Linked DNA regions of Homo sapiens: region 1 is linked to region 2. The links are chromatin contacts, found by Hi-C or POLR2A ChIA-PET in ENCODE. All regions are on one chromosome and are shown on one strand. Each heading gives the region's core, a stretch centred on a gene start or an enhancer-like site at or near the end of the contact. The rest is flanking DNA. Distances are from core to core; before and after follow the strand shown.

Region 1 (4,385 bases), core at 1,419-3,918, 580 kb before region 2:
ACTGAAACAGATAAATAATAAAAGAGGAAGGATAGTGACTGTGGTGTTACAAGATGAGTTTCTGTTATTTTTTTAAACAGTTTATCTACAATTGTGAGCTAAGAAGAGTTTGACCCTTTTTTCTAAACTGGTTGAAACTTTGAAATTTTCTATGTTAACACATCTATTCTGTAACTGAAACAAAACAAACAAATGAACAAAATTGGCAAGGCTCCTTTCCTGCTTATCACTTCAGCTAAAACCCCTCAGTGTGGTTTTTCAATGCCTTCTCCAGTTTGGTTCCACTAGATCGGGGGTCATGAATCCCTCTGGCAGTCTGGAGAAAGCTACAGAGTCCCCCTCAGAGTGGTTTTAAATGCATAAAATACAATATCTAGGATTATAAAGAAAGCCAGTTTTACTAAAATATAGTTGTTTTTGAAAATATGGTTTTAAATGCATAAAATATACATTACTAAGAAAACCAATTATACCGAAACAGTTATCAAGTGTTTTTAAAAACCTTGTATGTGATATATTCATACATATGCTTCTTTAGTAATAATACAATAAAATCTAGTGGGAGTCTAATAAAAACCATAATTCTGAAGTAGTAATATGCATAAATTATAGAGATATCAACAGCTGTAATCTGAAAATATCTGTGCTTTTTCTATTAGTAATAAAAGATATACGTACTGCTAATATTACTGTAGTCTGCCGCTTAAAATCTTATTAAAAGTAAATGCTAAATTTCAGTTCAAAGTTCATAAAAATATAAAGATGTCACTTTTTTTTTTTTATCTAAATGCATGCAGCCCTCTAAATTGTATCCCTGGATCCCTTCAGGGTCTTGCAGATTAAAACTACTCTATTAAATTCACCTGCTTCTATTTCCCAGCAGTCCCCACACCCTTAGGAATCTGGGCAGGCCTGTCTGAACATGTTCAACCCACACTTTCCTTTCTTTGCTTACTACACTACTGCCCTTGCTTAGAATGTTATGTCTTCACCTTGAGGCTTATCAAAATCTTAACTACCTCTTCAAAACCAATTCCAATTTCACCTTCTACTTGAATTCTTTTTATCCTGCTTCAGCCCACATGGATCTTTTCCTACAACTACTAATGTAGCTGTAGGTCAATGCTTTATGAATCAACATTTAATTATTCTCTTACAGTCTACTTCTGTGTCTCTTCATCTAAGTTATAAGATCCCCGGAGACATGTGCTATGTGCTTACACATAGAACACTGCATATACATAATATAGGCACATATAAAGTACTCAGCAAGTGCCCCCAATAAATCAAGCACAGAAGATCATCTGTTTGGCAACTTCGAGTACCAGAAAATACATCAAGATAAGCCAAAAGTTCCACTAAGGAGTTAAAACAGACATAAATTAGGCTTATAGTTCACCTCTATCAGAACCTAGATACTCCTATTTAATTAAGAACCCAGAAGCTTATTTACTAGGCAGCAATGAATTCCAAGTAATAAATCAAGGAAGGAGCACTAAAGTCAGCACAAGACAATGATTCATTCCAAACATATTGGTTAAGCACTACTACGTGCCAGGCACTGTTCTAGAATCTATGATTCAGTTCTCATATAGCAACTTAGTGCCAGGCCCTGGACTAGAACCCGGGGTTCCTGACTCATTCTGAAGCTCTGAAACAAAATGTTTATTTCTATCTTCCAGAAAAGGTTTAGTATGCAGGGTAAAAGTGGGGGAGGGGAGGAGGTGTTACTATTTCAGAAAGCAGCAAAGTATGTGAAACATTATAAAGAAATAGATTTGGAGGTATGAATATCTATATTTATCTACACACAATATACATAATATATTGTAAAATCTCTATAAAATCTCTAAAATAGATTCAGGAGTAAGTTTCAATCATTTTATGTACTTACTACCTAAGAATACTAGATGAATGAGGTGTTACTCTGCTTATTAATATTTTAATCACAAACACTTCATAAAATTGTATTTTTCTTCAAAGAGCCCTGCCAAGTTGCTTCATTTATTTGATGTAAAAATAAAAAACTAGGTCAGGTATAGTGGCTCATACCTGTAATCGCAGCACTTTGGGAGACCAAAGCAAGAGGATCACTTGAGCCAAGGAGTTTGAGACTAGCCTGTGCAATACAGCAAAACCCTGCCTCTACAAAAAGTTAGAAAAAAAGTATTAGCCAGGCATGGTGGCTGGTGTCTGTAGTCCCAGGTACTTGGGAGGCTAAGGTGGGAGGTTAAGGCTGAGCCCAGGAAGTTAAGGCTGCAGTGAGCTATGATTGTACCACTGCCCTCCAGCCTGGGTGACAGAGTAATACCCTGTCTCAAATATATGTATGTAAATATTATATATATGTTATATATACACACATATATTTTTTATATATATAATACATACATACATACATATCTATATATAAACTTTTCTACCAATTTCCTGGAGGTGAGGTGGGGTGGGGTGGTAGTAATGATGGTAGTAGATATTATTCTAAATAATCTTCACCTTTTTCCCTGGGGAAACGGACCAAAAGAGGATAATGAGAATGTGGGTAGGAAATGGGGAATTGGTCTCCACAAATTTCAAGCTCTACTGCTGACTGTGACTAAAAAAAATTACTTTTCCTAAAGGGAAGTTCTTAGACTAATAGCAATGGAATTCAGTGAGCGAGTGAGGGAAGGAGGGAGGCGGAAGGGAGGGGTGGGACTGGAACAAGTAAACTAATAGCCTGACAATACCATGCTGGCAACCTAAAGTCACCTTGTCCAAAACTCAACTCACTGCCTCCTACTCACTAATGTATTTCTCTGTTAATTATAAATGACATGCTTCTGAAGCTAGAAACCTCAGAGTTCTCAATTCTTTTCCTCTCCACATATAATCAATGGCAAAGTTTCACTGATTACTTTCACAAAAATTTCTCTTTTCCACCACAATGTCCTTGTTCAAGTATGTGTTATCTGGGCAATCACCTAACACCATGACCTCTTGTTTGACTGCTTGTTCTACTCTTAAGGTTTTCTTTTTTTTTTTTTTAAGAGACAAGGTCTTGCTCTATTTTCCAGGCTGGAGTGCTGTCATGTAATCATAGATATGCAGCCTCGAACTCCTGGGCTCAAGTGATCCTCTCAACTCAGCCTCTTGAGTAGGCAGGACTACAGGTGCACTTTACCTGCCGAGTTAGTTTTTTATTTTTATTAGAGATGGGGTCTTGCTATGTTGCCCAGGCTGGTCTCAAACTCCTGGCTTCAGCAATCCTCTTGCCTCAACCTCTCAAGACTCTAGTATTACAGGCCTTATGCCTGGCTAAGCCTTTCTAAACTGTATTTCACAGTGGTAACAAACTTGGCTAGCTTCCTAAAAACTGGCTGAATCGTGTCACTTTCCTCCCTAAGAAAGGCAAGAGATTTTGTAGAGATACGCTGTAGTGAGTTTCAGCAGAAGGTGCTGACACTGACACAGGGAATAATGAAAAAAAGGTAAGAGAGAGGAGACCTGAGGATGAAGAATTTAGAATAAGTCAGAAAAATCAGGCAGAGAAAATGTTGGGAAGAATGGTATCAAGAAAGCCAAGTGAAGAGTTATAACAAAAATGATTATAAAGTTTAAAGTTTATTATTTTTATAATTTTATAGCAATAAATTTTCTATTAATAGCTTACATTTACTAAGTGCTAGGCACTAGGTCAAATGACTTATAATGCATAAACTCATCTAATGCTCCCAATAATCATGTGAGGCAGGCACCTCTATACGAGACTCAGTTAACTACACAGTTTGTCCTACTAGACAAAGAATTATTTTATACAGCTCCCTTTCCTTATTCCCTGAGATGCTTAATGCAAAGCACTTAAACATTCTTACTATGTTGGTGTCAACAATACCAGAGAAAGACATTCTTTTTACAAACTTTACTAATTTGCCATGGACTAACACAATATATGTATCTGTACACACAGACACATAGACACACACACACACACACACACACACACACACACACACTATGGATCTGGAAATAAAAGAATATATGGTTTTAAAAATACCCAATCTCCTAATATTTAAATCTGCATTGGAATAGTAAGGGCTAAGGGTATTTTTGTCTTGTAAAGCTCAAAAGTGGAAAGGTATATAAAAATACTGAAGAGAAACTTGGCCTATACATCTACCATCTACCTGAAAATGGGCAGAAGGACTGCGTAGAAGACAGACAGATTAACATTCCTTTCTTTTAAAATGTGCACAAGAAATTTCCTAGGAGACATGCTATTATGGACTCAACTCTAAACCTAGCCTACTATTTGCAATGTGTACTCCATTCAACACAAGAAATCTGGGCCAAAGTTTAGACGAATTTGCAGAAATCCATTACCACTAGGGAAAAGAGAAAAAAGA
Region 2 (4,489 bases), core at 1,305-3,804:
CCTGAAAACATGGCTAAACATACACTCTATGACAGAGTTTGGGTCAGAGACAGAGTGCCACCATGGTAACTGCATACATTTCAAGACCCTTGCATAAAAAGCACATGCCTCTCTTCAGCCACAAGGAATAGGAAAGAAAGACAAAGATGCTTGAATAAAGTATTCTCCAAATACATTTGAACAATTCATCATCTTATGAGACCCAAAATATTATCACTGATATCCTTTGCCCAGGTGAAAAGAGGAGACAAAAGCCAGAGGTTATGGATCTTAACAAATATTTCCTGTTCCCTCCCTTTAGTTTCTGGGAAAACTCTTTATCTCGCAGCACGAATGAAGAATATAACTACAAACATTTCAGGGTCTCTCAGGCCTTGGATCTCTGCTCTACAAGCAAACAAGAACAGCCTTTTGAGTTGGGAAATGCATGAGCAAAGAAAACAAGGTGGCCTCAATCCTGTTATCTGCCAAAACAAAATAAAGACACTGCGCCATTTGGTTTTTATATTTATGTGGTTTTCTGGAATCGTTTCTCCATTTTTACTTTTGTGTCCCATGCAGCTGTTAGAGAGCTGCTTCTATGGACTGTTGGGAGAGCACGCAACACATTTTCAAGAGTAACCCATGTTAACCCCGCACTGCTGAAGTTGGCTCCACACTCGGGGGTTATATCAACATTTCCTCCTTCAAGCAGATCTTCCACACAGGAACTCCTCCCTCCACCTGCTAAGAGGTGACCACACCACAATCCCCGGGCCAGGCTGGCAAGGCTGCAGGGGTGAGTGTGGCCAGGCCCAGGTTGCTCAGGTGCCCACCCTCCTTCCTCAGCCCTGCCGGGCATTCTCCACCAATCGGCACTTTCTGGTTTCTTCCCCACTGTGGTAAAAATAACTTCCTCTTGAAGTATCTAAATCTGTATGTGATTTTACACACTTTTTTTTTTTTTGGCACGTTGTCGGATGAATTCTGACACTAAAGCAGAATGAAATTGCAAGAGATCTGCAATCACATTTCTGTAAAGCTCTGACCAGATGAGTCAGTTCCACTGTTTTCTCAAAGACTGAGAAAATACTTTCAGGCAAGACACTGCATTCTAAGCACCACAGCAGTTCCTTCTCCCCTAAGCTTCTTAGGAACTTGGCAGTGTGGTAGATGGAGGGAGGCGGAGCAGAAGGCAGGGTGCTGTTTGTTGTGATCTGCCCATGGCTTACTGGCTGTGTTCTGAGCAGAGAGGGCGTCTCAGGGGACCCATCAACCCACATCGACGTGGCTCCCAGAACTTGGCCGCACGTGCTTGGAGGAGCTGAAGCAGGGTTCCAGCCAGCCCGCTGGGGGCCTTGAAGTAAGGCTCTGTTGCACTCCTGCTAACACCCTCAGAAAAGCGGTGGGAGGAGCAGTCATTCTCAAATACCACAGCTTCGAAGAGGATCCCTTCTGACAGTAACATACCACTGCACAAAGCAGGCTCACTGAGGGAACTGGAAAACTGTTCAGTTCTGTGGCTTTTACGGGCCATGTAGACAGAGGAAGGGGGCTAAGATGTGTAAGGGAATCAAAACCATTTCATTTCTCTTTGTGCTTACTGGCCAGCCGTGTCTCCTCTTCTGTGACTGCTCCTGTACTCTGCCCATTTATCTCGTGAGTTGGTTTATCTTTTTCTCATTGATAAACTGAACTTTTAAAGACCTGCATATTAGTTCTATTTCCTGGGGAGATGTTTGTGGTTTTTTTTTGTTTTGTTTTGTTTTGTTTTGTTTTGTTTTGCTATGGTTATGGGGTGTTACTGTTGAGCTTTCACTTTAATATAGTTTTTTTTTTCTTTGTGGTTTTTACTTTCTGTGTCTTCAAATGACTTCTGATGAGAAAGTACTGGTAAACAGACCTATTTGTCTGGACAAGATTTATGTGTGTAGCAGAGCAGGGTAGACATAATAGTCATTTTAGTATCTTCAATTATTTGAAGACTATAAAGTCCAATAGACAAGCCTATATAGCTTCCAGAAGAACAGCAAAAAATGGATGGAGGCTAGAAAGGAGTAGCTCACCACACTGTGAAGAACCCTCTTACCCACTGGAGCTGCCCACAGTGAAATGGGATGGTCAGTAGCAGGCAACCGGGAGGAGGCTGTGCAAATCCTCATCAACAACACAGCTTTCACCTATCACATAGTGAGACTCTAAACTCTGGAAACCCATGTCTTACTCTGCTTCTTCTCTCTTAGGACTTCCTGGGGACATTCTGCTTCCCCTAATTTCTAGAGCAAGTTCTGGCGGAGGTGGAGGAAACGCACTGCTGATTTTAATTTTAGAAAAAATTTAACTATGATTAAGACTCAGAAAATGACAACGATGGCCTAAAATGTTTTTGTGTATTCTACTTGCCTTGGTCACTTGACTTCTGCAATTTTTAAAATAAGTGTTTGGGTCCAAAGAAAATAGCCTTATATTTGTTTCAGTTGCTACAATTATATGACCTCTTGTCTCTTTCAGCACATGATTTGAAGAACAGCAGAGATCTTAGAACGATCTACTTCAGTGATTCTCAAGAGAAAAGAAACACTCTCCCCTGGGAGTGCACAGAAAAATTACCTCAGGGACTTTTTTTTTTTTTTTTTTTTTTTTGAGACAGAGTCTCGCTCTGTCGCCCAGGCTGGAGTACAGTGGTGCGATCTTGTCTCACTGCAAGCTCCACCTCCCGGGTTCACACCATTCTCCTGCCTCAGCCTCCCGAGTAGCTGGGGCTACAAGCGCCCACCACCATGCCCGGCTAATTTTTTGTATTTTTAGTACAGACGGGGTTTCACCGTGTTAGCCAGGACGGTCTCGATCTCCTCACCTTGTGATCCGTCCGCCTCGGCCTCCCAGGGAGCTGGGATTACAGGCGTGAACCACCGCGTACGCCGCATTCTTTTATTTTTTTATTTTTATTTATTTATTTATTTTGGGATGGAGTCTCGCTCTGTCGCCCGGGCTGGAGTGCAGTGGTGCGATCTCGGCTCACTGCAAGCTCCGCCTCCTGGGTTCATGACATTCTCCTGCCTCAGCCTCCCTAGTAGCTGGGACTACAGGCGCCCGCGACCACGCCCGGCTAATTTTTTTGTATTTTTTAGTAGAGACGGGGTTTCACCATGTTAGCCAGGATGGTCTCGATCTCCTGACCTCGTGATCCACCCACCTCGGCCTCCCAAAGTGCTGGGATTACAGGCGTGAGCTCAGGGACTTTTTTAAAAGGACTTCCAATGCCATGCCCTTTCTCCCTCTCCTGGCCACTGAGATGTATTCCCATAGGGACAGTCAAGACCCTATGGAAACACTGCTATGGATGAGGGTCCTAAGGAACGGAAACAGCTGAGAATCATGGATCTAATGAAACTCCTTCATTGTAGAGATGAAGACACTGAAGCCTTGGAGGCTCACATGACTTAACACCGACAACTGACTTATTGTCGGGTCACCCTGCACACCCAGGCCTAGTGCCCCCTCCATCCAGCCGCATGGCTCTGCCTGACGGTTCTGTTTATCCAATGGGAAGGCATTCATGTCAAACAGCCTTTGTGTTAAAGCAGGAAGCTCTGTGCTGGATGACAAGGTCAGGGTTTTTAAGGTCCCCAAACAAAATACAACTTTCTACGAAATAATGTAAAATCAGCATTTGCCTTCAACTGCTCAAGGAACTGGGTGATTGGCCATGCCAGATGGTATGGCTCTCACTTGCCGCAACACCTACTGGAGGCTAACAGAGCAAGGCAACACAGAGAGGCTGAGCTTGGGAAACAAGCAAGTGAAGACACAAGATCTGCTTCTGCGGTTCACTGCTCTTGCTCTGACTGTCAATGAGAGGGAAGTGGGAACTGAGAAAAGAAAGTGGGCGTACTACTGGACGTGGTAGTTTCGTCATGAATGGGGGAAGTTCTGGGAGCAGGCACAGTGTATGCCTGGCATTGTGATTATTTCTGAAAGGATGTATCTTATGGATCACTAGTGCAATCCTAGAACAGCTGGCTATCCCAGAGAGTAAGCGCCAGCATACTCCCTCCACACAGCTATTTTTATTTTGTGAATGCAGGAACAAAAAAAGTAGTGTGGATAAATTCAAAACAGAGGAAATCAGGCTGTGCAAAAAATGTGTCATTTAAAGACTATCTCCAGGAAGCAGAAGAGAAGAAGCAGGAAGGGGTACATATATGTAATTAGTGGGATGGATGAATTACCGGAACTTGTCAGGTGTTGAAGAGCCCTTGCCAAATACTAGTGAAGTAATTGTGTATTTCTAGGTTTGATTGCTTCTTTCAATTGGAAGTCAGGTTATCAGTGAATCTGTATACTCCCCCAGCTGTGTTCTGATATGAGTGTGTGTGTACACTCATATGTGTATGTGTGCTAAATGAAGAGGGAGTTAAAGGGAAGCAAAGAACAAGCTGAGAAAATTGGCAATTGTTGAACTTAAATGTCAGGCCTTGGGTTAGAGAAGTATCCTGTAAAACAGCAA

What was found. A loop is a pair of places that touch in the nucleus more often than their neighbours do. ChIA-PET counts read pairs that join two places held with the same protein, here RNA polymerase II (POLR2A). Pooled maps may share reads with other maps.
Region 1: a pooled map shows a loop between it and region 2 (3-fold over the local background). The contact joins two enhancer-like sites. A Hi-C loop is called at or near these places in 1 of 37 single-sample maps with no recorded cell type and 3 of 50 pooled maps. POLR2A ChIA-PET finds 5 or more read pairs at or near these places in 2 of 52 experiments (BJ and T-cell).

What each region holds. Positions count from the first base shown.
Region 1 is chr6:149,333,319-149,337,703 of GRCh38, reverse strand. All of the region lies in intron 1 of TAB2 (TGF-beta activated kinase 1 (MAP3K7) binding protein 2), which reads right to left. Among named protein-coding and RNA genes, the nearest start is that of TAB2, 18 kb to the right of the region's middle. RefSeq lists an enhancer at 842-991. Within about 2 kb of position 2,668, at least 12 of the 41 ENCODE cell types and tissues checked have a DNase peak (open chromatin) inside an H3K27ac peak, as active enhancers do.
Region 2 is chr6:148,757,981-148,762,469 of GRCh38, reverse strand. All of the region lies in intron 1 of UST (uronyl 2-sulfotransferase), which reads right to left. LOC107986659 (a long non-coding RNA gene) reads left to right here. Exons shown (of 2, transcript XR_001744408.2): 1 at 1-1,638; 2 at 2,491-4,489. Among named protein-coding and RNA genes, the nearest start is that of UST, 13 kb to the right of the region's middle. RefSeq lists enhancers at 609-748, 1,002-1,752. Within about 2 kb of position 2,554, at least 10 of the 41 ENCODE cell types and tissues checked have a DNase peak (open chromatin) inside an H3K27ac peak, as active enhancers do.